Regions from separate parts of the Homo sapiens genome. Here regions 1 and 3 are each linked to region 2. The links are chromatin loops, found by intact Hi-C in ENCODE. Cell type or tissue: mammary epithelial cell. All regions are shown on one strand. Each heading gives the region's core, and the rest is flanking DNA. Links, peaks and the distances in the headings are about the cores only.

Region 1 (10,204 bases), core at 2,202-7,201, 150 kb before region 2:
GGGAGGCTGAGGCAGGTAGATCACTTGAAATCAGGAGTTTGAGACCAGCCTGGGGAACACGGTGAAACCCCATGTCTACTAAACATACAAAAATTAGCTGGGCGTAGTTGCGTGCACCTGTAATCCCAGCTACTTGGGAGGCTGGGGCAGGAGAATCGCTTGAACCCAGGAGGAAGAGGTTGCAGTGAGCTGAGATGGTACCACTGCACTCCAGCCTGGGCGAGAGAGTGAGACTCTGTCTCAAACAACAACAACAACAACAAAAAAAGAAAAGAAAAAGAGAAAAGAAATGGATGTTGAATGAATGAGTACTGGGTTTCACTATAACATTTTATCCCTAGGATCTCAGCTCCTTCTGTCTGATGAACGCCATTCATATTACCACCCTCCTAACAAATCATCTTGTTCTTTATTATCCTTGTGCCAAGATAATAAAGGGCATGGAGAATGAAAACTGAGCAGTGGTCATTGAATCTGGCAAAATGCAAGTCCATAGGGAGAGATGAATAACTAATAGAAATGCAGACACCTTTGAGAGGGTTTAAGCCTATCAGCATCTGCTTTAAATTGAATCCATTTTTGAATAGATCCTTTCAAATACAGGATCTAGGTTACTTTCCTGAGAGAAGAGGACACTAGAAAGTAGAAAGAGGGAAGTGGGTGCCTAGAAGAGGAGAGGGCATCCAGAGCAGACTGGGTGATATAGTTGTGCCTCAGTCTATCCTGCTAACAGGAGTGAACCGAGGGTATCACCCAGAAAACTGCAGAAAACTGGCTACAAACTGGCCTCAGTCACTGATAACTGCAGGAAGGGGTGACATTCTTATTTCCCTGACTCCTCAGAGAATCCGAAACAGAAGGAGAAGTTGAGCATGGACAGAGTTAACCGTGTTGACTTATAAACTAGAACTGCCTGAAACCAAATGTGGAGTTAAAGCATCTGATAGAGTTAGGACCCCTAGTGCATTTACATACTTGACTCATTAAAAGAAAATTCTGGTGGAGTCCCTGGACACCATCCTAGGTGGTCAGGGAGATGCAGGATAATACAGCCTTTGTGGCTGGAGGGCCAAGCCCAAGAGAGGAATGCTGGCATCTGAAGATCAGGCCTTATTTATCTGAATAACTGACTGGAATCAGTGGTCTACTTTACCTTAGAGAGAAATGGCAAGAAATGGCAACCACTCTTATATTTTTCTTTCTCTTTCTGTTCAGTTCATACTTGCTGCTCAACCTGCTACAGTTTTCACTTGTCAATCTCATAAGTTTCCTTTGACTGAGTTTGCATAGTTTAACACTTTAGAATCATGAATTCAGAAACCCAGGCTTTAGTGACAACACTGCCACCAAACAGGTTTCAGTTTGCTAGGAAAGCCTTACGTAAGTTATTTTCTGTAGGTGAGAGGTGCTGCCTTGGGTTCCAGAATCTTCGCCAGTTAGTTTTGATTTGCAATAGAAGTAAACTGCTCAATTTAAGCAGAAAATTGGTTGGTAGCTCATAAATCATGGGAAGGTTGGAGAACTAGTCATTAAACAGGAACAGCCCCTCAAACCATGCCTTAAAACTGGTCTGATGAATTATTTCAACTCAATTTTAAAAAGACAACCCAATTTAAAAATAGGCAAAGGATCTGAATAGAAGTTCTCTAAAGAAAATATACAGATGTCCAGTGAGCACATGAAAAGATGGTCAACATCATTATCCATCAGATAAATGTCAAATAAAACCACAACAAAGCCTAAGTGTCTATTAATGGATGAGTGGATAAGGAAAATGGGATATATAGACACAATGGAATATTATTCGGCTATAAAAAGCAATGAAATTCTATCATTTGCAGAGATGTGGATGGATCTGGAGATCATTACGTTAAGGGAAATAAGCCAAGCACAGATAGACAAATATCACATGTTCTCAGTCATTGGGAGCTAAGAAAGTAGATCTCATGAAGATAGAGAGTAGATTGGTGGTTACTACAGGCCAGGAAGGGTAGCAGGGAGGCAGGGATGAAGAGAGATTGATTAATGGGTACAAATATACACTTAGGGCTGGGCGCAGTGGCTCACACCTGTAATCCCAGGACTTCGGGAGGCTGAGGCAAGCGGATCACTTGAGGCCAGGAGTTCAAGACCAACCTGGCCAGCATAGTGAAACCCCATCTCTACTAAAAATACAAAAAAAAAAAAAAAAAATTAGCCGAGTGTGGTAGTGCATGCCTATAGTCCCAGCTACTTAGACAGGAGAATCACTTGAACCCAGCAGGTAGAGGTTGTAGTGAGTGGGATTGCGCCACTGCACTCCAGAGCAAGACTCTGTCTCAAATAAACAAACAAACAAACAAATACACTTAGAACAAATAATACCTGGTGTTTGATAGATCAGTAGGGTGATTGTAGTTAACATTAATTGACTGTACATTTCAAAATATCTAGAAGAAAATAAATTAAATGTTCCTAGGGTAAAGAAAAAATAAATGTTTAAGGTAATGGATATCCTAATTACCCTGACTTGATTGTAAAATGTCTCAAATGATCACATGTACTGAGAAAATATGTACAGCTATTACATATCAATAAAAATAAATTAAAATCTCACACACACAAAACCACAATAAGATACCACTTCACACTTTCTAAGATGGCAAAGACAGATGTTGGGAGAGGATGCGGAAGTATCAGAATCCTCATATAACACTGGTAGGAATGTAAAATTGTACAACCACTTTAGAAAACAGTCTGGCAGTTTCTCAAACAGTTAAACATAGAGTTACCATATGACTCTGCAGTTCCACTCCTAGGTATGTACTCGAGAGAAATGAACACATTTGCCCACATAAAAATCTGTACATTAATATTCATAGCATCATTATTCATAATAGCCAATAAATGGAAACAACCCAAATGTCCATTAACTAATGAAGAGATAAAGAGGCCAGGCGTGGTGGCTCACACCTGTAATCCCAGCACTTTGGGAGGCCGAGGCGGGTGGATCATGAGGTCAGGAGATGGAGACCATCCTGGCTAACACAGTGAAACTCCATCTCTACTAAAAATACAGAAAATTAGCGGGGCGTGGTGGCGGGCGCCTGTAGGCAGGAGAATGGCATGAACCCAGGAGGTGAAGCTTGCAGTGAGCTGAGATCTTGCGACTGCACTCCAGCCTGGGTGACAGAGCGAGACTCCATCTCAATAAAAAGAGATAAAGAAAATGTGGGCTGGGTGCAGTGGCTCACACCTGTAATCCTAACCAATACTTTGGGAGGCCAAGGCAGGAGGATCATTTCCACCCGGAGCAACATGGCGAGACCCTGTTTTTACAAAAAAATTTAAAAATTAGCTGAGCATGGTATAGTTCTAGCTATTCTGGAGTCTGAGATGGGAGGGTTGCTTAAGCCCAGAAGTTTGAGGCTATGGCAAGCTATGATCGGCCACTGCACTCTAGCCTGGGCAACAGAGCAAGACCCTGTCTCAAAAAAAAGGGTTATATTCATACAATGGAATATTATTTGGCCATAAAAAGGAATGAAGTACTGATACATGAATGGACCCTGAAAACTTTATGCTAAGTAAAATAAGTCAGATACAAAGGAAAACATATTGTATGGTTTCATTTATATAAAATGCCCAGAATAGGCAAATCTGTAGAGACCCAGAGTAGATTTGTGTTTGCCTAGAGCTGGAAGGGAGATGTGGAAGGGATTAGGGGTGATGCTTTAGGGGCATGGGGTGTCTTTTTGGGGTGATGAAAATGTTCTAAAATTATCTGTGGTGATGATTGCACAACTCTGTAAATATACTGAAAGCCATTGAATGGTACACTTTAAAAGGGTGAATTTTATAGTATGTGAATCATACTACAATAAAGCAGTTTTTAAAAAATCATCTGGTGAGGAAACTGTTGCCATGGCTGGGGCACTAGATGTCACAATTTGTGCTATTGCCACATCCACACCAGCAGTTCCATATTGCAGCAACTGGGACCCCTGCTACTGCCAGAGAGAACAAGGAGCTGCACATCTATTTCTTTCCTCAGTAGCTCTCAAGTCGGTCTAAAAACGGATGTGAAGGTCTTCACTAGGAGAGTATCTGGTGCTGTCAGCTCTGTCTCCCCAGGCCCCCCAAGGTGGGGAATTCACCAACTGGGAAGAGAGATCATTTGCTCAACTGTCTTTTTGGATGTCAGATGTCTGCTGGACCAGCAGGGGGCCCCGGGCTAGGCTTTTCTTCAGATTTTGTTACCTGACCCTCAGATCATTTAACACAGGATGCAGTATATTTTGCTATTTCTGTGGATGTACAACACTTTGTTTAAGCAATAGAATAAACTAGTTAATATTTCCCAAGGAAATTTAATTGAAAATACAACATAGGTCAGTGAACAGATAAAACCATATGAGGTTGAAGTTTTCCCCCATTAAATATCAGCTGAATCTGAGTATTCACTGTTTATTCCAGCATGGACATTCCATTTTACAATAAGAACAAAAAAGTCTTTCACTCTGGCCTCAATATGACCTGTCTTACACACCTTGGTATTTCTGCTTTGAGGTTTCAAAACTCCTTTGAGATCGTATCACTGTTTGCTATTATCAGGAATTTAATTCCTTCTAAAGCCTTTTGGTCTGTATGCCTAGGGTAATCCTCCTTTGGAGAATTGTCACCATCTCACAGGTGGGCTATAATAGAGTGTATGTATGACCCTGGTTCAGGGGAGAAATCAGACTCCAGTAGTGTCAGATTGTCTTCTCTGGTAAGTTGGAAATGGAGGCAGAGATTCTCTTTAGTTAGCTTGGAGGTTTGGGGGACATTTCTCAACTTTTTGGAGATCTAGTCAACTTTATTTTGATCTTTTCTTGAAAATTATTAATTTTTCTGTCAGTCAAAAAATATTCTAGGGCCGGGAACAGTGGCACATGCCTGTAATCCCAACACTGAAAGGCTGAGGCAGAAGGATTGATTGAGCCCAGGAGTTTGAGGCCAGCCTTGTCCACATAGGGAGACCCCCATCTCTACAAAAAATTAAAAAATTAGCTGGGCATCGTGATGCGCACCTGTAGTCCCAGCTACTTGGGAGGCTGAGGTGGGAGGACGATTTGAACCCAGAGGTCAAGGCTGCCATGAGCTGCGATTGCACCACTGCACTTCAGCTTGGGCAGCAAAGTGAGACTGTGTTAAAAAAAAAATTCTAAATGTACATCTGTGAAACTGTCCAAACTGTCCAAGATGTGGTAAAGAAGAATATTAGCTAAAATTGCTGAGCATAATTTGGTATCTAAGATGGTGTCCAGGAAAAAAAAAAAAAGGTATTTAATGCTAAATAAAAACTCTCTGTCAAGGCAGGAATCCCAGAGTGTAGAAGGGTGGGGAGGTGACAATCCATAGGGAAAGGGTATGACCCCCACTGTGGGTCTGAATGCTGTATCACACTCAAGTGTGTTTCTGAAACCTTAAAACAGTTCACCCAAAGTAGAGCGACCAGAATCCTGTGAGCAGACCCTGTGTGCAAGGGTCTGAAAGCCATTCGAACTGGTCCTATCACCCAGGAGAGGCTCCATCCTTCATCAAAGCAAGTCATGCCAACAAGCAGAAGTTTTCCTACCCCTTTATTTTTGTTCTCTTGGATATAGATATTAGAAGAGGGAAAAGCAATAAAATATCTTTTCTGAAAGCCAGGAGTCCCTGCCTTTGTTCTTGGTTGATCTCTTAATCTCTTTGGGAAATAATTTTCTGTTACTGAGGGTGCCATTTGGGGATAGCTATGTTGAGAGAGAGAGAGGGAGAGAAAGAGAGAGAAAGAGGGAGAGAGAGAGAAAATACTTGTAGAGACAAGGAGAGACCAGAGCCAAATTGACACATCAGAGATAGAGTAGCTCCCTTGACTCCTGATGGTTTTCCTGTTTCCCCTTCACTGGGAGGCCTAAATATACCTCTGGCCCCTGGAACCTATGAGAAGTCTCTATTTCTTTAAAATAAAAACCCTCTATTTAACCTAGCCTGAAAGAGTTTGTTCCTTACCACCACAAGTGCCTTAACCCCTTCTTAACATTTCTAACAGCTTTTAAACATTTTTCTCCTGGCTTGGCGCAGTGGCTCACGCCTGTAATCCCAGCATTTTGGGAGGCCGAGGTAGGCAGATCATGAAGTCAGGAGTTCGAGACCAGCCGGGCCTAGTATGGTGAAACCCTGTCTCTACTAAAAATACAAAAATTAACCAGGCGTGGTGGCGCACGCCTGTAGTCCCAGCTACTCAGGAGGCTGAGGCAAGAGGATCTCTTGAACCTGGGAAGCGGAGGCTGCAGTGAGGCGAGATCGTGCCACTGCACTCCAGCCTGGGTGATAGAGTGAGACTTGGTCTCAAATAAATAAATAAAATAAAATAATTTTCTCTTGCAGGCCTTGGCAACACATGTGCTCTAAGCCAGAGCTAGCCAAAAGAACCCCTTAAAACTGGAGTTATGCCCAACATGTCCAGAAATACTATAAATAGATAGATAGATATAGTATTTTTTTTTTTTTTACAATCAGGAATGTTTTGGACATCAATAATAACCCTAACACTGAAACCCAAAGCTACCATTAGTCCTTAATCACCACAACATGCCTGCAGAAAATTTTTAAAAACCTGCTTCAGAATTGAAAGAACTTTTATTTCCCACCCACACATCTTCCCACTGCAAATATTTTAAACTTGATTGAACAGAGCTACAGACCTGAAGAAAGGTCTATATTGACCTAACACCAACTTAAGCATATATCATCCAGGAGCTGGTAGAGAAAAAGTCTTGATCAATTTCAGTTTGATCTCACCAATCAGCGTCTAGGACTTTCTTTCAATCTCTCCTGGAGTTCTCTTGGAGAACTGAATACTAGCAGTTCTCTGGAATGCACTGTTGATAGCCACTTGACCTCTTTGAGCCTCAGACTCTGAAAGAAGCAGGTACTGCTACCTGCTTCACAGGTACCTGTGGGGGTAAATGAGAATGGAGATACACAAGGACATCATATGTTCCTGGCACAGAGTGGGACATGGACGAGTGTCAGTTTTCTCTTCTCTCCCTTCCCCATCATCTACTAGTACCCTGAACTATTGCAGGATCTGGCCAGCAGCCCGCAATGCAACAGGGCTCTTTCTTTGTTCCCAGGTGGATCGGCAGGTCGAGAAATAATAGACACACGCAAGATAATGAAAGCTGGGTCCAGGGGAGTCACCGCCTTCTGGTCCTGCGATGCTGCCAATGTGCTGGATATACCAGCATTTATTATTAAGTTTAGTGAGGGCGGGGGTAGGTTAGTGAGGGATTTAGGGTCATTTGATTATGAGGTGAGATGGTCACATGGGGATGAAGTAATTCTTTAACATAACATCTGTATGCAGAAGTACAGTATACAGAGATAAGAATTTACAATATAGTGTGTGCATCTGTAATTTCTAACAGAGCCTTAAAACAGAAGCACAGTCTTTCCATAACCTGTGATTAGCAAGATATTAATCAGCAGTAACAGTTGCAGCAAAAGCTGGTTACAAACAATCCATAGAAACAGGACGTGAAGCTAGACAACCGGTTAGACCAGAAATTCTCAGAACGGAGTACGCCTTAACCCTAAAGAGGCCTAGAAGAGTCATGGCAAGATCAGGGCGTTTATAGCCCTATCTTATCCATATGAACAGGTGCCCCTCATGCGTCCGTTTATAGGCTCTCCACAAGGGTCTCATTCCATTCCCAGAGCTATGAACATCTGCTTTTCTGGGATAGGAATCTTGGTGATGTGAAACCTCCCTGACTGCACGTCCATTCATAGGCTCTCTGTGGGGGGAAGCACATCACGCGCTGTTGGCTCATTCTGGCAGTGCAACCTGGCATTGTCTTTACACAGTCCTGCATGCAATTTTGTATTTACAATAATCAGGAGCATTTCATCTTTTATTCTGTAGCAATAGTTTCAGGGGGTCTCCCTACACTGAACATGAGTTGTTTCCTAGGTTCATGTTGCCATTTCTAGCAATGCTATTCTTCAGCCAGCACTCCTTACCCTGCACCCTTAGTTGAGCTGCACTCCTAGATGTACAAATAACTCTTCTTAGTTTTTTTGCTTCGTTTTAATTTTAAATCAAAACTAGGTGTGAACTCCAGTGTGGACTGCACCTATCCTCACTAGTGTCTTTTCTCTAATTTTCTTGGTGTGGCTTGTTGGAAAATGTTAAAGCTTTCTAGTTAGTATTTGAATACATTTCAGGGTCCTAAATGATGAGTGTTAAAGCCCCACTGCAAGAATTGTCAGCTTTGAACAGAATAGAGCCAGGAATGATGCACCTGCAGCCACTGAGACATACAACTGGAACGGCCCACTCAGCATAACTTTATGAATGTTTCTAGCACTAGAAAGGATTTCATTTTACATTTCTATTTGTTTAAGGACTGTGTGTAGCTTGCCTTTTGAACACATAATACACACTCAAAGATGTTGACTAAGTTAATGAATAATAAATGATGATGAATCAATGAATTCAATGAATAATGAATGATACAGGGAAGAATAATTAGAAGACATATTAATTTTGCTTAGTTACACTTTCCAGAGGTAATCATTATTAAAGAGGTACCTTTTGGCTTAATTATAGGCTTATTAATAAATTAAAGTGAGTTTACATATCTTCAAAATTTGGACTTCACAAGGTTAATTCAACACTGAAAAGGAAAAGGAAGAGAAGAAAAATATTTTCATTTGTCATTTGCCTAGTATGACACGAGATGTTTTACATATCATTTCCACATAACTACCTTATAAAGTAGATATGAGCCACCTGTTGAACTAATGATGACCTTCAAGCCCCGGAAAGGAAGGGGAAGTAATTTGCCTGAGCTCACACAGTGCCTTAGTCTGTCCGTACTGCTATACCAAAATACCTAAGACTGAGTAATTTAGAAATAACAGAACTTTATTTCTCAGAGCTCTGGAGGCTGGGAAGTCTGAGATCAAGGCACTGCAGATTCAGTGTCTGGTGAGGGCTTGAACCTCCTTGCTGAGTCCTCACACAGTGGATGGGCAAAAGGCCCTAGAGTGCTCCCTTCAGCCTCTTTCATAAGATTGCCAATCCCATTTGTGAAGCCTCCATCCTCATGACTTAATCATCTCCTAATGACCCCAGCTATTAATACTATCACATTAGTGATTATGTTTCAATATATGAATTTTATGAGACACATTCAGACCATAGCACATAGCTAATAAGTAATGAAGCCAGGATTTAAACCTAGGCTGCTCTGAAGTCAAAAATGCTATTTCTACCATGCTGTTTCTATCCCACGGACTTAGCACTGTGGGGTATATTAAGATAATGACACATAGTTTCTGTCTCAAGAAACTTATTGTTAAGTAGAAGACACATGGCAAATACTAATCATAATAATAGAAAGTAACATTTGGCCGGGCATGGTGGCTCACGCCTGTAATCTCAGCACTTTGGGAGGCCGAGGCAGGCAGATCACGAGGTCAGGAGATTGAGATCATCCTGGCTAACACAGTGAAACCCTGTCTCTACTAAAAATACAAAAATAAAATTAGCCAGGCGTGGTGGCGGGTGCCTGTAGTCCCAGCTACTTGGGAGGCTGAGGCGGGACAATGGCGTGAACCCAGGAGGCGGAGCTTGCAGTGAGCTGAGATTGTGCCACTGCACTCCAGCCTGGGCGACAGAGCAAGACTCCATCTCAAAAAAAAAAGAAAGTAACATTTTAAAAAATGGAGCTGGGTGTGGTGGCTCACTCCTGTAATCCCAGCCCTTTGGGCGGTTGAGGTGAGTAGATCAACAGGAGTTCGACATTAGCCTGGCCAACATGGTAAAACCCTGTCTCTACTAAAAACAGAAAAAAGTTAGCCAGGCGTGGTGGCTCACACCTGTAATCCCAGCTCCTCGGAGGCTGAGGCACAAGAATCGGTTGAACCTGGGAGGCGGAGGTTGCAGTAAGCTGAGATCACGCCACCATACTCCACTCTGTCACTCTGGGTGACAGAGCAAGACCCTGTCTCAATTTTTTTTAAATTTAATTTAATTTAGTTTTTTAAAAATGGTAGTTACCAGAGAAGTACTCTGCTGAATTCCAGTAAATCTGAAGTATTGTATTTCAGAGAAGAAAGTGAGGTAAGAGCCGGCTCAGTGACACTTTGGTTTTCTACAAACAGGTATCAAGGCAGGGCTCACATGGTA
Region 2 (10,204 bases), core at 2,039-7,038:
CTCTACAGTTCTTATCCAATGACCCTAACTCCACCTTCCTTAGCTACATAGCAAAGGTTAACTCCTTTTAGAAAGCAGAAGACACCCTCCAAATGTTTGAAGACAGCTCTCATGTCCCTGCCAAGTCTTCCTTTCAGCCCAGTATTCTACCTGTGCCTCAGTTGTTCTGGTTTCCTGACCCACTGGGTCATGGCCGTGATCCTGCCTGAGGCTGGCTGCAGTTGGTCCATTCCTTCTTGACATGAGCTGCCTGGATCAGACCTCAATCCTTGATAGTGTGGATGGGCAAAAGGGGGCTGCCATTTCCCTTGCTCCGCATACCACCTTTTGTTCACAAAGCCTCTGATGACATTCACTCTCTTGGCAGCTCTGGCCCTCTGCTGGTTCATGCAGAGCCCAGAGTCCACCCAAACTCCCAAAAGCCTAAGTCCTCCCCAGAACACCTAGCCTCCCCCATTCCACACCACTGAATTCACAATTTGAACCTCAATGCAGGATATTGCAGGATATCACATGCATGTTGACTAAGCTTTCTGGTTGTTCCATTTTGGTTTGCTTTAGTTCCAGCCCGAGAGATGGTGTAGAGCCCCCTACTGCCACGCATGTGTCAGCTCTCTGACTCAATGGGAGTCAGAAGCACGTTGACCCAGGTGTGAGTCATAGGTGGGAGGGTGACAGGACCGAGCCAAGGCTACAGCACACACGTAGAGTGCTCACCTTGTTCAGCACACACTTAGAGTGTTCACCTTGGGTTGGCACCAGTGTGAGCATCTGTGGATGACCAGCTCTGATGCTCGCAAACTGTGCTGCCATCTATGCTGTACTTCCCTATCTGGTCACTAGAGGAAAGGAGATGACCTTTAGCCTGGGGTGAAAGTGGCTGGAATTTCAATAGAGATGGGGAGTGGGACTGGGGGCGATTTCTAGGTGTCAGAGCTCCACATATAAAACATGAGAGAGGGAAAGGCAGCCACCCTTGAGAGAGAAGCCCCTGAAGAGAGGGAACAGGTAGGGAATAAGCAGACGGCGAGAACCCTGAGGGCCTGCGTGTCAGTGAGGAGCCCGCCATTCAAGACGTTTGGAGCAGAGGCCTGATGGACTCGGAACTGCCCTATAGGAATACCCCGGGCTGCTGGGCAGGGAGGAGTGAGGCCACAGTAGCAGACTAGAATCTACATAAAGGAAGTTAAAGTCCCTAATCAGGACATAATGGTGGTGAGGATAGGGTGGGGGAACAGAGAAAAGGCATTCCAGAAATCAACTCAAAAGGACTTCGCAACTGTGTGTGTTTTGGGGCTGAACTGGGAGGTATAGAGAAAGAGTGATTAAAGATAACCCTAGGGTTTTAAACCAGAGGAAACTGGAAAGTGTTAATACCTGGATCAAAATTAGAATAATCAGAAAGAGCAATGGATTTGGAAAAAGAGAAATTGTGAAGGAAGAATTAGACTTTAGGTAAGTCGGTAGTATTGGTGGGATTCTGATGATGAGTGGCAGGTGGTTAGAAAAATGAGGGCAGGCATTTGTGGAGAAGTTGGAATTGGAGGTGACAATTTGGTTTGTTATATAGAAATAAGAATTGAAGCTTCAGAATTGGTGTGTTCAATATGGAAGAATGTGAATGCTGGTGAGGGCTGTGGACAGGTAAGTTGCGAGTGATAAAGTATTCTGCAATGGAAATTTCTATCATTAGCATCAGGATCCCATGCATGAGATAGGAGGAGAATAAAAAACCAATGAAGGAGAAAGAGAATGTAGGTGGAAATCTGAGATACTGCAGATCATCATAACCATAATTTGTCAAGACTTTTTTTTGCAAGTGATAAGAAACAATTCAAATTGGTTTAATAAAAAAAGAGATATATTGCCTCATATAACTGGTAAGTCCAGGGTAGTCCACATTCAGACGCATTCAGTGGCTCAAAGACATTGAGACTTATTTTTACTCCTACGCTGTATTCTACTTTCCTCTGTTGGCTCAGGACTCTTCTCTTTATGGTGACAAAATAGCAGTCAGGAACTCCATTCTATCTTCTGCCGCAGGAGGAACAAACAGTTCCAATGGTTGCCATTACATGCTCACCTCTGAGCCAATCTCTGGGGCCAAGAGGTGGCTATGCTCGGATGTGAAGCCACACTCAGCTCTGACTTGCTGGTCTTGGAGAGAGCAGCACCTCAACCTGGACACTGAAAATGGGATGCTGAGGGTGGGAGAGGGTTGGTTCCCTAGAGGAACACTGGGGTGCTGCTCCCAGAAGAAGGTAGAATTGACACAACCAAGACAGTGACTATCCACTACAGAAACCAAGGGAAGAACTTCAGGGAGGGTTGTAGTCAACAGTGACAAATGATGCGGAGAGGATGACGAAGAGAAGTGAATGGGCACAGACTTCAGACATGGTGGCTGAGTCATTTGTTTCTTTCAAAGATTGTAAATATGTGAGGAAAACAGATTTTAGTGGGTGAAGGGATGGGTGGGAGTAGAAACACTACAAAGGCAGGCAGGCATCTGCTATTTCAAAGAAGTCCATCCGTGAAAGGAAGCAGACAGACTAGCTTTCCCCCAATTCTGTCCCACAATTACTGAGCGAGACGCCGTGCTAGGAATTGGAGCCCCAAGATTAATAATTCCCAGTCTACATTCTCAAGAAGCTCAACGCTTGGAAAGGAAGAGATAATTGTAAATGAATAAATTATGGGGAGAAGGAATACGTCATGATTCCAAGGTTTCAGAGCGGGAAGTTACAACAATGAGAAGCTGATATTAAGCCAGAGCTATCACAGAAGACAGAATGATGAAATCAGTCTGAGTGTACAAGGAAAGGCTTTTCAGGGGAGGTGGTACCTGAGCTGGGTTTTGTAGAATGAATGGGAGCTCATTTTAGGAAGCAAGATGGGGAAAGCAGTGCCAGGCAAAAGCAAACATTCCTTAAGAGGTTCACAGACGCGTACTGCTACAGGGAAAACTCCAGAGGATGGGAAGAGTAGGCAGGGAGGCCTGTGTGATATGCTGAGGGGTGTGGGGCAGGGGCAGTGAAGGGTTTTTAGGTCAGTGCAAGGCAATGTCAGATTAGCGTGCTAGAAGAACCTCTCTGGACTCAGTCTGGAGGGAAGCCTGGGGGAGACCGAGGGGCCAGTTCAGAGGATGTGTTGATAGTCATGTAAAGGAGTGACCAAGTCCAGCACAAAGAAGGCGGGGACAGGGAAGAGGGGAAAGAGTGAGAGGAGCACCAGGAGAGGGGAGAGCCCGTAAGACAGTGAGAGGGAGGCAAGCTTTGAAGACAGGTGATGGGGCTGAGGGCAGGAGGAAATGCATCCCTGGAGAGGGTGACGCCAGAGGTGCAGGTGGGAAACGGGTAATGGGAGGAGGCAGAGAAGGTGGGCTCAGGCATGGGTGGAGGCGGAGAGAGGCCAAGCAGTCAGAGAGGAGGAAAGATGGAGAATATGGATAAGAACCCAGGGCAAGAGTGAGAGAGGCAGGAGAACAGTTGAAGAGCTTTCCTTCTCTCCATGAAGAAAGCAGTGAGGGCCAGGCATGGTGGCTCATCCCTGTAATCCCAGCACTTTGGGAGGCCGAGGTGGGCGGATCACCTGAGGTCAGAGGTTCAAGACCAGCCTGGCCAACTTGGTGAAACCCCCGTCTCTACTAAAAATACAAAATGTAGTTGGGCGTGGTGGCAGGGGCCTGTAATCCCTACTACTTAAGAGGCTGAGGCAGGAGAATCGCTTGAACCCAGGAGACGGAGGCCGCAGTGAGCCAAGATTGTGCCACTGCTCTCCAGCCTGGGTGAAGAGTGAGACTCCGTCTCAAAAAAAAAAAAAAAAAAAAAAAGAAAAGAAAAAAGAAAAAGAAAGCAGTGAGATCACCTGTCACTATATGTGGGCTGCAAATTTCCCTTTGGGGAAAATGGGGATAGTAACAGAAGCAATGGATCACTGAATCACATCAACTCCACCCCAGCTGTCCCCTCCTCTCCATTCTTCTGCCATTTGCCTCTCCCAGGTCTTCATTAACTATACCAGTGGTTCTCAGGGTGGGTGTGGGGTGCTTGAACCAACCTTGATCATCCTGGGAGCTCCTTAAAACTCTCACCCACCCTAGCATCTGATTCAGGAGGTCTAGAGTGAGCCATGGGCATGTGTGTTTCCAGAAAATCTCATATAGGAGAGATTCTGAAATGTATCACACAACTTAGAATTACTAAGGTTCATAGGACTGAGTCCCGGAATTTGCCATGTTGTGGGAGAAGACGGGGTGGAATCATTTGCAGAAGCTAGGTGGGTGTAAGTGACTCAGGAAAGGAGGACAAGGAGGAGGTGGCTGTGCCAGCAGATACGGGAAGGAGCGGGGGCTCCTATTCTCACATTCAGCAGATACGCCTCTCCCAAGCATCACTAGGCCAATCCCCACCCTTCCCAGGCTGCCCTTTTTATAACTTTATTTCCCCTTCAGTATTTCCCTTGATGTTCACTTTAGCCTGTGGGCCACCAGCATCAACATGCAGGGTCACAAAATGTGATTTGCCAGTGAGCACACAACAGACTAAGAACTATCAAAGCTGAGCTGAGGATAATCATGATTTTCTGAAATATCATGGCCATTCTTCTGAAGGCAAGGAATAAAACTGGGGAGAAAACCCACCCCCACACACACGGAAACTTGACAATGAAAAGGCACTGGGTACCTTCAAAAGTTGCACGAGTTTGTGTGCAGCACTGCCCTCTGCTGGTCAGAATCAGACCTGCAGCTGTAAGGCAACAGCATCTGACTTCTGGATTTTACGGTAAAGAGGACAGGTTAGTTGGGCTTCCGAGTCATTGTAGGTCAAGTCACACACTATCATTAAGTCCACATGTGTGACTCTTCAGGTACAAACTGAGCCTGAAACTTTAGGCTTGGAGGTTTCCAGTTAACTATATTCAAATAAAGACGCAACTGCCTAGGAAAAACACGAAGTCCCTGAATAATTTCTTTGTAAAATATTTGGGTGTGCATGTAATGGATACAGTCACCTGGAGACAAGTTGCAGAGGTAGAAATCTTTCCTGGAGTCAATGAATGAATTTTTTAAAAGTCTGATAATTCTATGCTGTTAATAATCATGGCCAACATTTACTGAACATATATGGTTATTGGCATCTTCTGTGCATTACATCAACTAACTTTCCTAACAACCCAATAAGACAAGAACAATTATCATCTGTACTTATAGATGAGGTAACAGGTATAAAAGAGTCCAAGGCCACAAAATCTTGGCAGAGAAAGAGATTACACCCAGAACTTACTATACAGCCTCCTTGTTAAGGTCATACCAACTGCTTTATTACATAGACACCAAAATACGTAATTGCTCTAACATCATAGATGTTTTATTTTGTGCTTCTATAATGGTCCCAAGTAGGTGTTTCTTGTGACTGGGTGCCTCTCCTCCTCCAGGTGCTGCAATTCCGGGACTCAGATTCCTTCAGGCTTGTGGCTCCTCCACCATGATCTGGGTCTGGTTATTTTCATACACATCTAGCCACCCAGAAGAAGAGAAAAGAGCAAGGAGAAGGCACTCCTGCTTCTTAAAAAACAGCTGTGGCTCACAGGCCAATGGAAAGAACTATTCTTCTGGCCACACGTAGATGCAAAGGAGGCTGGGAAATGCTGTCTCTGGCTGGTCAGCCTCTTTCCAGCACCAGTGCCACATCATGAAAGGGGAGGCAGGGATTTTGGTGGTCAAGGGCCACCTCTGCCCTCTCTCTAGTAAATATGATGGATGGTTCACTGATTTAAGCCACACCTTTGGCCACTACCCCAGGTGAACACCACAGCGAGGTCCTGAGACTGGGTTCCTTTAGCAATAAATCCTTGGAAGGTGCCTTTCCTCTTGACAAAGCACTTTTACACCTTTACATTTAAATTATCCTATTTAATAATTTAATTATTCCATTTCATCCTCACAACTCCTGTGAGGTGGGTTAATTGCCTTTATTTCACAGCTAAGGAAAATGAGGCTAAGCCGTCGGGTGGTTGCCCAAATTCCTACAGCTGGGATTCAACCAGTTTATTCTCGTTGCCAGATCCTGGAAATAGTGGCAGCTGCTAAGCTTAAGTGGAGTTTGACCAAAAAGCTTTATGGTAGAGAGAGAGAAGTGGGCAGAGCTGTGAGCAGAAACAGGCACTCACAAATTCGTGGCCTGAAACGACACTGCTCATTAAACCTTGTGACTTTTGGTCCAGTCTCTGCCAGAAATTCTAAAGTTGGAAAAAGTTGAGAGAGAAGGGAGGAGTGACAACTGCAGGCTGCTGGAGAAACAGCAAGGTTCTCAGAATTTTTCTTCTACCTTGATCAAATGTCACAGAAGGTATAGAACCATGACTTACATTTCACAATTTAATGATTTACATTGCAGATTTCATTTACCTTGGACGATCCTATCATGTTCTTTGTCGTTGTGGATTTTTCCTTCTGGAAACTTGTGAGGGGACTTCATTTCCCTCCCATACGCCCCCTCACCACTTTTAGTCTTATCAGAGTCTCTGATAACAGTCTAGTAATGAGGGACTATCGTTACTTTTATTCTCACCAAGCTTTCATTCTGGGCTAGTTTAAACATTTCAAGTTTTATTTTATATTTTTATTGTGCAATGTTTAAAATACACAATAAATTTAAAGTGTTAGCATTTTCCTAATATCTTTATGTTGATTTCTAAATTAATTCAGTTATGTTTACAGAATATACTTTCTTTGCTTTCAATTATTTTACGTTTGCTAAGGTTTATTTACAGCACAGAATGTGGTCTATCTTGTGTACTTGAAAAGAATGTGCATTTGTTAGGTGAAGTGTTCTGTATAAAAATCATTTGGGGCCAGGTGCAGTGGCTCATGCCTGTAATCCTGGCACTTTGGGAGGCCGAGGGGGGCGGATCACCTAAGGTCAGGATTCAAGACCAGCCTGGTGAAACCCCATCTCTACTAAAAATACAAAAGATTTGCCAGGCTTGATGGCAGGTGCCTGTAATCCCAGCTACTCAGGAGGCTGAGGCAGGAGAATCGCTTGAACCTGGGAGGCAGAGGTTGCAGTGAGCTGAGATCACGCCACTGCACTTCAGCTTGGGCAACAAGAGCGAAACTCCATCTCAAAAACAAAAAAATTACTTGGGTAAAGTTGGTTGATAGTGTTGTTCGTGTCTTCTATAACCTTGCTGATTTTATGTCTACTTTTTCTATTGATTACCAAGGGAAGAGTGTTAACATCTCCAACTATAATTATGGATTTGTCTGTTTCTCCTTTCAGTTCTTCTAGTTTTTGCTTCATATATTTTGAAATATTGTTGTTAGGTGAATATGCATTTAAGATTATGTCTTCTTGGCAAATTGAACCCTTTATTATTATGAAATGTCCCTCTTTATCTCTGAAATCTGCTTTGATAATAACATAGCCACTCCAGTATGGTACATTTTTCTCCATCTTTTTACTTTTAACCTATCTGAATAAATACAGAATATATTTAAAGATATATCTTGTATCCTGTTTTCACCTCTAATTTTTGTTCTTCTGTTTTCTATTTCATACCTTATTTTGGATTATTTGAACATTTAATATTATTTAATGTTTGTTTGAATAATTAGCATTCCATCTCAATTTAGCTACTGGCTTCCTGGCTATATCTTTGTTTGTTTTTAAAAATTTTATAGGTGCTCTAGGGGTTACCGTATACATACCTAAAGTTCCACATTCTACTTACAGGTAGTATTTTCCCACTTCAACTAAAGTATAGACTCTTCCAATCATATTGGTTCCTTTACATTTACATACATTGAAATCTCCACTATATAATTTAATGATTTTTGCTTTCAGTAGTCATACACAATTTAAGTAACTGAAGAGGAGGGAAATAGTATTTATTGACACAGATATTTACTATACTGCTGTTGCTTTTTCTTCATTTCCTAATTTCCAGGTTTTCCTCTGATATCGTCTATCTTCAGCCTGAAGAACATCCTTTAGCATTTTTTTTTTTTAGGGCATACCTGCCAGCAATCGATTCCTTTGGTTTTCCTCCATGATAACAGACCCCATGGGGATTATTAATTTCTAATTTAATTAGGTTACAGAGTATATTAAGTATAATTTCAATCCTATTAAATGTATTCAGACTTGTTTTATGGCCAATGCAATTGTCTATCCTTGTGAATATTTATGTCCATTTGAAAAGAAGGCATTATTCTGCTGGTTTGGGGTGTCATGTTCTACAAATATTATTTAGACCAACTGTGGTTCATATCTTCTATATCGCTACTGATTTCTTTTTGCATCAATTACTAAGACAGAAGTATTAACATTTTATATTTCTTCTTTCAGTTTTGTTTGTGCTTTACATGAAGTTTTTGAAGTTCTGTTTTTGGATGTACACTCATGTAGTCTTATGCCTTCTTGATGTATTATTATGTATTGCTATGAAATGTTTCTTTCATCTTTGACAATAATCGTTGTCTTGAAATCCATTTCATTTGACATAAATATAGCCATTTCCATTTTCCTATTATTTTTTATCTAGTATATCTTTTTCTATTCCAGCATTTAACTTTTCTGAATTTTTGTATTTAAAGTGGGAAAGTAGATTTTTTTGCAGATAACACTTGTTGGGTCTCACTGTTTTATCTAGTTTGACAATCTCTGCCTTTTAATTTGAGTGTTTGACCATTTGTATTTAATGCAACTATTAATATAGTTGGGTTCAAATATGCTATTTGTTTTCTATCTGTCTCAATTGATCTTTGTTCCTTCATCTTTTCCTACCCTCTTTTGGATTTATTGAGTATTTTTAATATTCTATCTGCTGTTGGCTTATTGGCCATAGCTCATTTTAAAAACTATTTTCATAGGGTCATTCTACAGTTTACAATATGAATCTTGAACTTATCACAACTTATTTTCAAATAATATTATACCACTTGACAGCAGCATATTTCTACTTCTCCCTTCCAGTCTTCTGTATTATCATCGTCATACAGTTTATTTCTGCATATGTTGTAAGGCCCATATACACTGTTATTAACAATTAAATGTCTTTTAAAATAAGTTTAAAAATTAGAAATAAGTATTTTATATTTAATCACATATTTATCATTTCTGTTTTTCCTTATTCCTTTTGCAGATCCAAATTTCTATCTGATATTATTTCTTTCAGCTTGAAAAATATCCTCTTTTATTTCTTTTAGTGCAGGTCTGCTGGCAATGAATGCACTCAGCTTTTGTTTGCCTAAAATGTTTTTAATTTTTGTCTTTATTTTTGAGGGATTTTTTTGGGATACAAATTCTCGACTAATAGTTTTTTTTCTTTCAGCACTTTAAAGATGTCATTTAATTTTCTTTTGGCTTTCATTGTTTCTAATGAGAAGTTAGTCAAATTTTCAGCTTTGTTCATATATATAGTGTGTGCATGTGTGTGTTTTCTGGCTGCCTTTGAGGTTTCATCTTTGTTACTGATTTCCAGCCATTTGATTATAATGCATTTTAGTGTGTTTGTCTTTATCTCACTTCAGTTTTGCTGAACTTCTTGAAACTGTGGGTGTATCTTTTCATCAAATTTGGAAAAATTTTGGTCATTATTTCTTCAAATGTTATTTCTTAATTCCCCCAGCCCACCCTTACCTTTCCTGAGACTCCATTTGCACATATTATCCCACAAGTCACTGAGGCTGTGTTTATTTTTTAAGGCTTATTTTTTTCTCTATGCTTTAGTCTGGATAGTTTCAATTGTTATGCCTAAAGTTCACTGTTCTTGTTTTCTGTAATGTCTAGTCCTCCTTAAGCCAACCAACAAATTTTTCATTTCAGACAACCCATTCCTTGGCCCAGTATCATTTTCCCTTAATGATTTTAAATTTTATTCTTATCAGATACTAAATTTTCATAGGTGTTTGTGTTTAATTTGCTTTTTATTCTGTTTCATTAATCTATTTGTGTATTTATGCTCTAGAACCGCATTAATTTTTATTATTATAGATTAATATATGTCAATATCTGGAAGGGTTAGTTCTCCCTTAATACTTCTGCTTTTCAGTCTATTCTTGTTTATTTTTTCAAATGAAGTTTAAAGTTGGTATGTAATTAAATGAAAATTCTGTTGATGTTTTAAAAATTGTACATATATATTACCTTAGGGGTAATTAGCATTTTTCTTATGTCAGAGCTAAATATGCAAAAACAGG
Region 3 (10,204 bases), core at 1,655-6,654, 310 kb before region 2:
AGTCAGTTAGCAATGCACACGCTTATAGACATGAAATACTGCCATAAAGAAACAAAATTCCGTTTTAGAATTCTGAAGAACGTACCTATCAGGTAACAAAAGCAAGATGTCTGGCAGAATTCCCTGGGAGACTCCTTACCTTCATGTCCAGCTGCCCAGTCACTATCTGGAGGCATTTATAACAGAGGAGTCAGTGGCACAGTCAGATTCCCTTGGAATGCTCTAGAGTTGCACTAATTTACATGTACACAATTTAATTTATACCACCATTTCCATAAACATGATGGACCGGTTCTGATTCACCTATAGCCAGCTGTGGATATAGCACACTGGCAGTTTTTCTCCTGCCTCTTGAAACCTATTTTCAGAATGAGACTAATAGCTAAGGTTAATTTAGAACTTACTATGTGATACCCACTGTACTAAGAACTTTTCATATACTGCCTCATTTAATCATTTAATCTTCTATCCTGTGAGGTAAGTACTATTATTATGCACATGTTACAGAGGAGGAAACGGAGGCACGAACTTGTGCCAAGGCCATATAATTTTTACAGGAGGATCTAGGGTTCATATTCAAGTCTGTCTAACTCCAAAGCCCATACTTTTGCCTTATACTGCAATCTTCTCCAGTCCCTGAAGGAAAGCAATGTTTCTGTTAAGAGGAAGGGGAAAGGTGTAAATGGGTTTTAAAGTGAACACAATGAATCTTAGGCAAACTTTTTTTAAAAAGCACATTTGTTTTTGGTGCCTGCCCACCTCCATTTCTCCATTTCGGTGTGTCTTTCTCCTACATTGTTACATTTCTTCTGTGGTTTGAGTACAAATTTAATAAAGCCATTGATTCTGTTACAATATTTACTATTTACAAAACAAAAGCTGTGCACAGTGGCTAATCCCAGCATTTCGGGAGGCCTAGACGGGCGGATTGCTTGAGCCCAGGAGTTTGAGACCAACCTGGGCAACATGGCAAAACCCTATCTCTATAAAAAATACAAAAAAAATTAGCTGGGCGTGCTGGCACATGCCTGGTGGTCCCGGCCACTCAGGAGGCTGAGGTGGGAAGATCTCCTGAGCCCAGGAAATTGAGACTGCAGTGAGCCAAAATCGTGCCATTGCACTCCCGCCCGGACAACAGAGTGAGACCCTGTCTCAAATAAATAAATAAATAAATAGATAATCAAATCTGATTATCTAATCTTTGTCACAGTTTTCTATCCTCTAATTTCTTAAGATATGCCAGCTTCATTTCCTTTCACTGGCCCTGTTGCCTGTGACAGACACTGGTGCTGCTTAGCAGAGAGAGGAAGCCATTCCACTGTCCCATATGGGCCCTAACACCAGTCCCTTCTTTGCTCTTTCACTCCTCAGTGAAGACCTTCTTGGATCATTTCCAAATCTCTTGGTCCTTATTACTAAAATGTCGATGTGAATGGATTGTCCATCAGAAATCTGGCCTCTGAGAGCATTCCTCAAGTTATGCTGACAGTCAACATAGCCATGAATTCATATTTGCACACAGCTTCTTAGGAAAAGAATTCTCAGGCAAAATAACTGCAGTGTGTTCTGGTTTGTAAACCAAACATGTTTGATTTGTCATATACCATTCAAATTTTAAAACCTTTAAGTTTTAGTGAGTTGAGTGCTCTTATTTTACAGATGAGGAAATGAAAATCCTGAGAAGCTAAGAAATATCCTAAAATCACACAACTTATTAATGCTTGTACGGAATTAGGAACTAGATCTTCTTATCATATCTCTTCTAGTGAACAAACAATAAGGCCAAAGTTAGTATGATGTGACAGTGGAGCACTTTGCTAGGAATGAAGACAGCCAGGTTTAATGCCCAATTTTGCTACTAAATGTGACATTAGATTAAACTTTTACTCTCTCTGGACCAATTTCTTCAACTATAACCTGATGGATTTGATCTAGAAGTGCCCAGTAAGATAGTCACTAGCCACACATGTAACTATGGAGCACTTACAGTGAAACTAGTCAAAATTAACATGTTCTGTAAGTGTAAAATACCCACTGGATTTCAAAGACTTAGTACCACACCAAGAATGTAAAATATCTCACTACAAAACAATTTTTATATTAATTGCATGTTGAAATGATAATGTTTGGATATTTTGGATTAAATAAAACATATTACTAAAATAATTTTTACCAGTTTTTTTTCTTTTTTAATGTGGCTACAAGCAAATTTAAAATTAACTGGATGGCTTGTATTATCTTTCTACTGGATATGTTACTGTAGGAGACTTCTCAGGTTTCTTTTAGATCAGAGGTCAGCAAACTTTTTCAGGAAAGGGCTGGAGAGTAAATATTTTTGCCTTTTGTGGGCCACACGGTCTCTGTTGCAACTGTTCGTCTCTGGCCTTGTAGCACTAAAGCAACCACAGAATACATAAACAAATGTGTGTAGCTGTATTTCAATAAAACTCTAGATACCAAAACAAGCGATGGGCCAGATGTGGTCTACAAGCTAACTGTAGTTTGCCATGTACGTTCCTTGGGTCTATTCACATTTTCCTCCATTCAACGTTTACTGAAAAGCTGTTATCTATTTAAAGACATTTAGAATAAAGAGCCAGCCTCTGCCTTGAGCCTAGGGAGGAGCCAGGAACATAAACACACAAGCCAGCAGGATACAATGTGAACAACACTGTGATCAAGGAGATTGGAGAAGGCTTCTTAGGGGAGTAACAGCTGAGTTAGGATTCTGCAGAATGAATATGCAGTTTTCCAGATTCAGGAAAGGTTTTATCTAGGGAAACATAATAGCACACATAAGGTGACGTGTGTTTATGGCAGCCGGGGAGTACTGTGGTGGTGATAGTGGGAAGTGAGATGGCAAAGAGGAAAAGGGCCAGATGATGATTAAATGCCTTACCTGCCGCAGTGAGAGCATACACACATGCTCTGATAGCACTTCTTAGACGGGAATTCTGAGGGTCAAAGCATGCCATCCTGGGGTTGGCCCATGGCAGCACCAGCCATGAAGAGCAGCCAGCCTGGCAGGTGTGGAGAGGCCCCAGAGAACCACAGAAGCAGCCGCAGAAGTGATGAGTGAGCAATCTCCAGGTAACTAGATCTGTTTTGCAACAGGGGCTGAAAACCTAACCTAATGCTGGCCACCAATAGGGCTAAACAGTGTTAGCAGGTACTGTCAGCAGGCCTCAGGCAGAAGCAGACAAGAAGGGTAAGAAGTAAAGGAGAGGGAGGAAAGGAGTTGAAAGAATAAGAGAATGAGGTGAAAGCTGAAGTCCCCACAGAGGTAACAAAGTACTGATTGATTTCCTGAGGACACCCTCAGTGGTGCTGGGTGGGAGGCTGCTGAGGGCCTGTAGGCTAAGTTCGGGGATTGTTGGCCTAAACTGTGCATTGGAATCTTTTATGTAATTGGAATTTTTAAAAAATCATAATGTGGAGTATAATGGCATATCTTTAAAATTATAAATATATATGAGGCATATGTGAACGAATGAAAGACAAAAGAGAGAAAGAAGGTGTACAGGAAGGGAAAAAGAAAGAAGAAAATGAAAACATGATTGATTGCAAAATAAGTAAATAAATGAATAAGTACTCATGCCTGGGTCCCACCCCTGGAAATTCTGGTTTAACTGGAATCAGGGCCCAGACATGAGTAATTTTAAAAGATGATTCCAGTGCACAGCCAGGGTTAAGCACCACTGATTTGGTTTAATAGAAGCTGAAGTGATGTCCCATATCTACTTGGCTGGTAAGTAGGTACTCAGTAGAGGTTTTTTCAAGGTGAGAGGAAAAAAAAAAAGGAAGGTACACAAAAAAAGGCAGGAAAGCAACAGAAATAGAGAACCTAAACCCATTCTCATATGCTTGAAAGCAATTTAAACTACAGTTATAGTAGGTTAGTGTTGTTATCTGTTGTATGTGAAATGGACAACATGAAATACAAGAATTTTCTGCATTAACTTGACATGACTAAAATCAGACAGCTTCACCAGAGTTTTTTGGTCTCAGACAATCTAGAGTACTCTCTTTCTCTGGAATTATCAACTCTTAGGTACATGTCTTCTGATGCCCAAAATTGCCAGTCAATTCAGAAAGTAGAATGTTGCTAAGTTGATAAATTGAAGCAGCTGCAGACAACCAGCAAAACCTAAGCTCTGGTTTAGTTTATTTATTTATGTATTATTTATTTATTTATTTTCTGGCAGAAGATCCAACACAAAGATACTTAATAAGAGCATTTAAGTTCAAGAGCAATTAAAAATAGTAAGTTACCTTTTTATACTAGGAGGATTATAAATGGACATTTCTCTGCTTTTGAAATCAAGAATAGAAAATACACAACTATCTCAAAAGACTCAGCCTATCTGATCATCTTATTTTGTACTGCAATTCCAACTTCCTATCTGCCTTTTCTCATTTTTTTTCTCTATAGCACTTCATCTTTTTGCATACTGCATACTTGTTAGTTATTTTGTTATGTCTTCTCCATCTTCACTAGAATGTAAGCTCCATGAGATCAAGATTCTTATCTGTTGTACTCAGGTATACGCTTAGTGCCTATCACAAGTGGGGACTCAATAAATGTTTGTTGAAAAATTGAACAAATTGTTTTAAAACTGTCATTAGTTGGCCGGGCATGGTGGCTCATGCCTGTAATCCCAGCACTTTGGGAGGCCGAGGTGGGTGGTTCACCTGAGGTCGGGAGTTCGAGACCAGTCTGACCAACATGGAGAAACCCCCGTCTCTACTAAAAATACAAAATTAGCCGGGCGTGGTGGCACATGCCTGTAATCCCAGCTACTAGGGAGGCTGAGGCAGGAGAATCGCTTGAACCGAGGAGGCAGAGGTTGCGGTGAGCCAAGATCGTGCCATTGCACTGCAGCCTGGGCAACGAGAGCAAAACTCCGTCTCAAAAAAAAAAAAAAAAAAACTCTTGTTAGTTTAACGTGTTACAGAAATATTTTAGAACAAGAGGGTAATGTCTAATATCACTTCAAGATTGTGTCACACTAAGAAGCAAGTTTTTTTAAAAGGTGTTATAATGTTATTAAAGTTGTTTGAAATGAGTCAATAATATATACACAGCAAGTGTAGGTATACATTCAATTACTAGTGTGGAAGGAATCAGATGAAGTTAGTCAACAGTTGTAGAATTGCCTTTTGACTGAAAAAGGATCATCCTAGGATTTTTATTCAAGTCTAGATCATGCTAAAACATTGTCTCCTCTGTCCCTGTTCTTGCTGCCATACACTTTTGCTATAAGATCAAAGAGATGAGGTCAGAAGGAACAGGGAGAGTTAGAGAACGTAATGAATGCTGGCTTTCTACAATTTGTAAGCAAACCGTTATAGATCCACTTGGAGTTTAAAAGCAGAGTAGGCCGAGTGCTGTGGCTCACACCCATAATCCCAGCACTTTGGGAAGCTGAGGCGGGTGGATTGCTTAAGGCCAGGAGTTCAAAACCAGCCTGACCAACATGGCAAAACCCTGTCTCTACTGAAAATACAAAAATTATCCAGGCATGGTAGTTCACGCCTGTAATCCCAGCTACTCGGGAGGCTGAGGCACGAGAATCATTTGAACCTGGGAGGCAGAGGTTACAGTGAGCTGAGATTGCACCACTGCACTCCAGCCTGAGCAACAGAGAGAGACTGTCTCAAAAAAAAAATAAATAAAAATTTAAAAAGGCAGAGTGGTCAGGTGCAGTGGCTTATGCCTGTATCCTCCTGCACTTGGGGAGGCCGAGGTGGGTGGATCACTGGAGGCCAGGAGTTTGAGATCAGCCTTGGCAACATGGTGAAACCCCATTTCTACAGAAAAAGAAAAATTTACCAGGTATGGTGGGACACACTTGTGGTCCCAGCTACTTGGGAGGCTGAGGCAGGAGTATTGCTTGAGCCCAGAAGATCGAGGCTATAGTGAGCTGCGATTGTTCCAACACACCCCAGCCTGGGCGACAAAGCAAGACCATGTCTCAAAGATTAAAAAAATTAGGCCGGGTGCAGTGGCTCATGCCTGTAATCCCAGCACTTTGGGAGACCGAGGCAGGAGGTCAGGAGACCTGAGGTCAGGAGTTTGAGACCAGCTTGGGCAACATGGTGAAACCATGTCTTTACTAAAATTACAAAAATTAGCCAGGCGTGGTGGTAGGCGCCTGTAGTCTTAGCTACTTGGGAGGCTGAGGCAGGAGAATAGCTTGAACTCTGGAGGTGGAAGCAGTGAGCCAAGATCTCGCCACTGCACTCTAGCTTGGGCAACAGAATGAGACTCTATCTTTAAAAATAAATAAATAGGCCGGGCAGGGTAGCTCACACCTGTAATCCCAGCACTTTGGGAGGCCGAGGTGGGTGGATCACCTGAGGTCAGGAGCTGGGGACGAGCTTGACCAACATGGAGAAACCCCGTCTCTACTGAAAATATAAAACTTAGCCGGGCATGGTGGCACATGCCTGTAATCCCAGTTACTCAGGAGGCTGAGACAGGAGAATTGCTTGAACCCGGGAGGTGGAGGTTGCCGTGAGCCGAAATTGGGCCATTGCACTCCATCCTGGGCAACAAGAGTGAAACTCCATCTCAAAATAAATAAATAAATAAATAAAATAAAAAATAAATAACGAGGCCGGGCGGGGTGGCTCACGCCTGTAATCCCAGCACTTTGGGAGGCTGAGGCCGGCAGCAAACAAGGTCAGGAGTTCGAGACCAGCCTCGCCAATATGGTGAAACGCCATCTCTACTAAAAATACAAAAATTAGCCAGGCATGGTGGCAGGCACCTGTACTCCCAGCTATTCGGGAGGCTGAGGGAGGAGAATCGCTTGAACCCGGGAGGCGGACGTTGCAGTGAGCCGAGATCGCACCACTGTACTCCAGCCTGGGTGAAAGAGCAAGACTTCATCTCAAATAAATAAATGAATACTTACATAAAATTAAAATAAAAATAAAAGCAGAGTGAAAACTACCAACAAGAGTTTATTTATGATAAATTGGTCCAAAGTCCCATAGTCCTGGAGCCAGGACCCTTGTAGACTTTTGATTTGAAGAGATTTATGGCAAATTTAATCTGTGTAGGCCTGAGTAACCCTGGGCTAGTTGAAATAGAGGATTATTGAGGAGAGTATTTGATTATAGTTAAGTCTAATGAGAAAAGTTCTTGACTGTAGAAGGGTGTTAGATTTTCTTGATACTGTCATACATTGTGACCATTTTCTAATAAAAAATACGTGAGCACCATCATTATGAATTTCACATAATGCATTTATGCATTTCAGTAACTTATGGAGTTGTAAGTGAAAGGGTATATTTTTGGTGGGAGCTAGTCCCGTAAGAAGCCTTGCCATTTGGGCCTATGGCTGAGTCATTACTTCTCACCTGTTGGCAGCTAACTGAATTTTGGGCATACTACCAAATGGTAATTTAGTCTTGGGGTACTTATCTATCATTGCAAACCAGTGAAGTGGTGGCACCAGTACTGAAACATTGATTTCAATTCTATATCATAGTTAGTTGAGGGAGACAAACAGACTTGGGGGCTGAGGGAAGAGAAGGGAGAAAAAATGGAGAGGTAGAGGAGAAAAAGATGAACAAAGGAATAAAGACAGACATATCAAGAGACAGTGAAAATACTATGCCACGTTGACTTGTGCACAGACATATAGACCTGCACCTGTGCACACAGTGATCCTAGAAACGCAGATTCACACAGAAAGATAGACTTTAATGGAGTTTAGGGTTTGTTATTAAAGGCTTCTAAAGTCATTTCTTTTTCTCCCTAACTACAAGATATAAATGGGAATAACAACATCTGGTACTTGCAAAGTGAGCCAAGACAATTAAATTAAAAGTAGAAGGTTAACCATCCTGCCTTGGAATGTGCTCTTTAGGCATTGAAAAACATTTCAAATTTTAGATTTTTCTTAAGGCAAAGTCTTTCAAATTACTTTTCAAGATTACACCTACTTAGAAGATGTAACAATGTGTTCGGATATCATGACGTCCTTGCATGAATCAAGGAAGGTATGATTTAAATAATGTTTTTAAAGCCATATATGAGACATATAGGAAGCAAGGAGAATAAATTAAGGGAATTCTGAATAATATAGAGAAAATTCAAACTAAAATTGTGCCAAAGTCCCTCCATGCCTGCCCACACCTCCTTTTGTGGAATCTGCCCTGCCCACCTTTGCTGACCAAGTGGCCATGTTTTATGCCACATGACCCTGCCTCTCCACTTCCACCCTGGGTGATGATGTCAAAAGATAGCGTCTGGCCTACGTACTGCCAGTTCAGTGACTTGATTGTGGTGGATAGAATGTAAACTCCATGAGGGCAGACATGTTTATCTGTCTTTTTCACTGTCTTTACCCCAGCATCGAGATGAGTCCTTGGCACATATTAGGTGTTCCGTAAATATTTGATAAATGAATGAATGACTGTGGCTTGGCCCAAATAGATGAACTGGGTCAATTAGAGTTCTCCCTTATGGATCTGAAATTTGAGAAAAAGGGAGGACATAGTGAGGCAGAGTGAAAGGACGTCAGGGACTTGAATGATAGCCAAAATTCACAGGCAAGTTACCAGGAAATTGAAAACAGATGGAGCTCAGCGAAAAACACTAGAGCACGTGCATAGAAAGATGCCACAACATGACAAGAGATGAAAAAGCTGCTCTGTACCAGCCCCATTTCCCATGAGGCTTCCTGTGCTTGGATCACCACAGGATCACTGCAGTGTCTTAAAAATACCCACAGCCGCAGCCCTTCCTTCCCTTGAGTTAGCTTAAGTGATTATCTGTTCCTTTTAATTACAAAAGTCCTGACTTCAGCAATAATGTATTTGATACAGTAATGATGCCCCAAGATAAGGTTATTATAACTACTTATACGAATATCAAAAGAAAGATGCTAAACTGGTATACATAAATGATTAAATCCTGTGAAAATAGAAAAATAAGATAGATAAAATGAAACCAGCCCAGGGGTTAAGAATACTAAAAAATATTTACTCATGCAACAAAGAGATATTGTTAAGTGTTTGTTAAGTGTTTACTAGGTGCGGGCATTGTGCTGGAGCTGGAGATGGCAACATAAAAAGACATGATCAACCCTCTTTAGGTATCAAAGGTCTAACAGGGACACAGCAAGTACAATGAAGAACCATAGAGAAGATGCAAACAGAGTGGGAAAGGAGCATGTGAAAAGGGGACATTTTGAACTGAGATGTGAGGAGTAAGTAGGATTTTGCTAGCAATGAATGAAAAGATTCTGCAGAAAAATTGTACTAGAGATGCTGAGTGGGAGGAGGACAGTCTAGGCGGGAGGAGTAAGTGTGCAAATGCAGAAAGGCAGGAAAAAAACAATCTTGGAATTATGAGTCTGTGAAGGGCAAAAAAGAGCCCGCAGAAAATGAAGCTTGCTGAACAGGTAGGCAGGGCCAAATGGTGAAAAATTTGAGATTTTATTCTGTAGGTGACTGGGAGCCATAATGAATACCAAGCACTGGGGAGGCATGGTTACATTTGCCCATGAGAAATTTCACCCTGATGTGAGGGTAGTTTGATTCGAGCCTAGCAATAGCTGGGGGAAGGGAGTGAGGGGGTGATGTGGTGGTGAATGACAATGGTTCCTATAGAATCTACGGCAGCAGAGGTGGGTTACAGAGAAGAGCTGGATATGAGAGTTTTGGAGTAAAATCATCGAGACTTAATAATTGATAAAGTCAAGATTGATAGGTTTGTATAGACAAAAAGGAACAAAGATATGAAAAACCGTCATTAACATTTGGAAATTACTGTTCCTAAAGAAAAGTTACACACTTTCACTTAATCATCACTGTGGGAGAGGAAGAGCTGCTGCTATTATCAAAAGCTCCCATTTTATAGAAAAGAACGTGTCTTAGAGAGCTGAATTGGCTTGCCCAAGCTCACTCCTACTTAAGAGGCAGAGCCAGAGTTAAAGTTTAGTTTCTCTAACTTGAAGCCCACTCTTTCTTTTTCTTTTGTTTCTTTCTTTTTTTTTTTTTTTTTTGAGACAGAGTCTTGCTCTTTTTACCAGGCTGGAGTGTGCAGTGGTATGATCATGGATCACTGCAGCCTGGATCTCCTGGGCTCCAGTGATCCTCCCACCTCAGCCTCCCAGGTAGCTGGGACTACAGGTACATGCCACCACATTCAGCTAATTTTGTTGTTGCTGTTGAGACAGGGTCTCAT

What was found. Hi-C counts contacts between places; a loop is a spot of excess contacts. Peaks named below come from ENCODE experiments on the same cell type or tissue, not always from the same donor. Only the 100,000 strongest peaks of a DNase experiment are listed, where the experiment ranks them.
Region 1: a loop joins it to region 2, with 14 times the contacts of the local background. A loop is called at or near these places in 53 of 110 quality-filtered maps.
Region 3: a loop joins it to region 2, with 7 times the contacts of the local background. A loop is called at or near these places in 97 of 110 quality-filtered maps.

The regions. Positions count from the first base shown.
Region 1 is chr5:79,698,916-79,709,119 of GRCh38, forward strand. The region is part of intron 1 of CMYA5 (cardiomyopathy associated 5); the gene reads left to right. Among named protein-coding and RNA genes, the nearest start is that of CMYA5, 14 kb to the left of the region's middle. In mammary epithelial cell, for the core only: a CTCF peak has its summit at 4,198 (motif pointing right); DNase peaks (open chromatin) are centred at 3,906 and 4,516.
Region 2 is chr5:79,853,591-79,863,794 of GRCh38, forward strand. LOC105379048 (a long non-coding RNA gene) reads left to right here and starts at 6,271. Exons shown (of 3, transcript XR_948500.3): 1 at 6,271-6,350. In mammary epithelial cell, for the core only: a CTCF peak has its summit at 4,736 (motif pointing left); no DNase peak of the experiment used is centred there.
Region 3 is chr5:79,544,555-79,554,758 of GRCh38, forward strand. LOC124901013 (a long non-coding RNA gene) reads right to left here and starts at 3,081. Exons shown (of 2, transcript XR_007058839.1): 1 at 2,900-3,081. LOC105379047 (a long non-coding RNA gene) reads left to right here and starts at 3,019. Exons shown (of 3, transcript XR_948497.3): 1 at 3,019-3,090. In mammary epithelial cell, for the core only: no CTCF peak of the experiment used is centred there; a DNase peak (open chromatin) is centred at 3,627.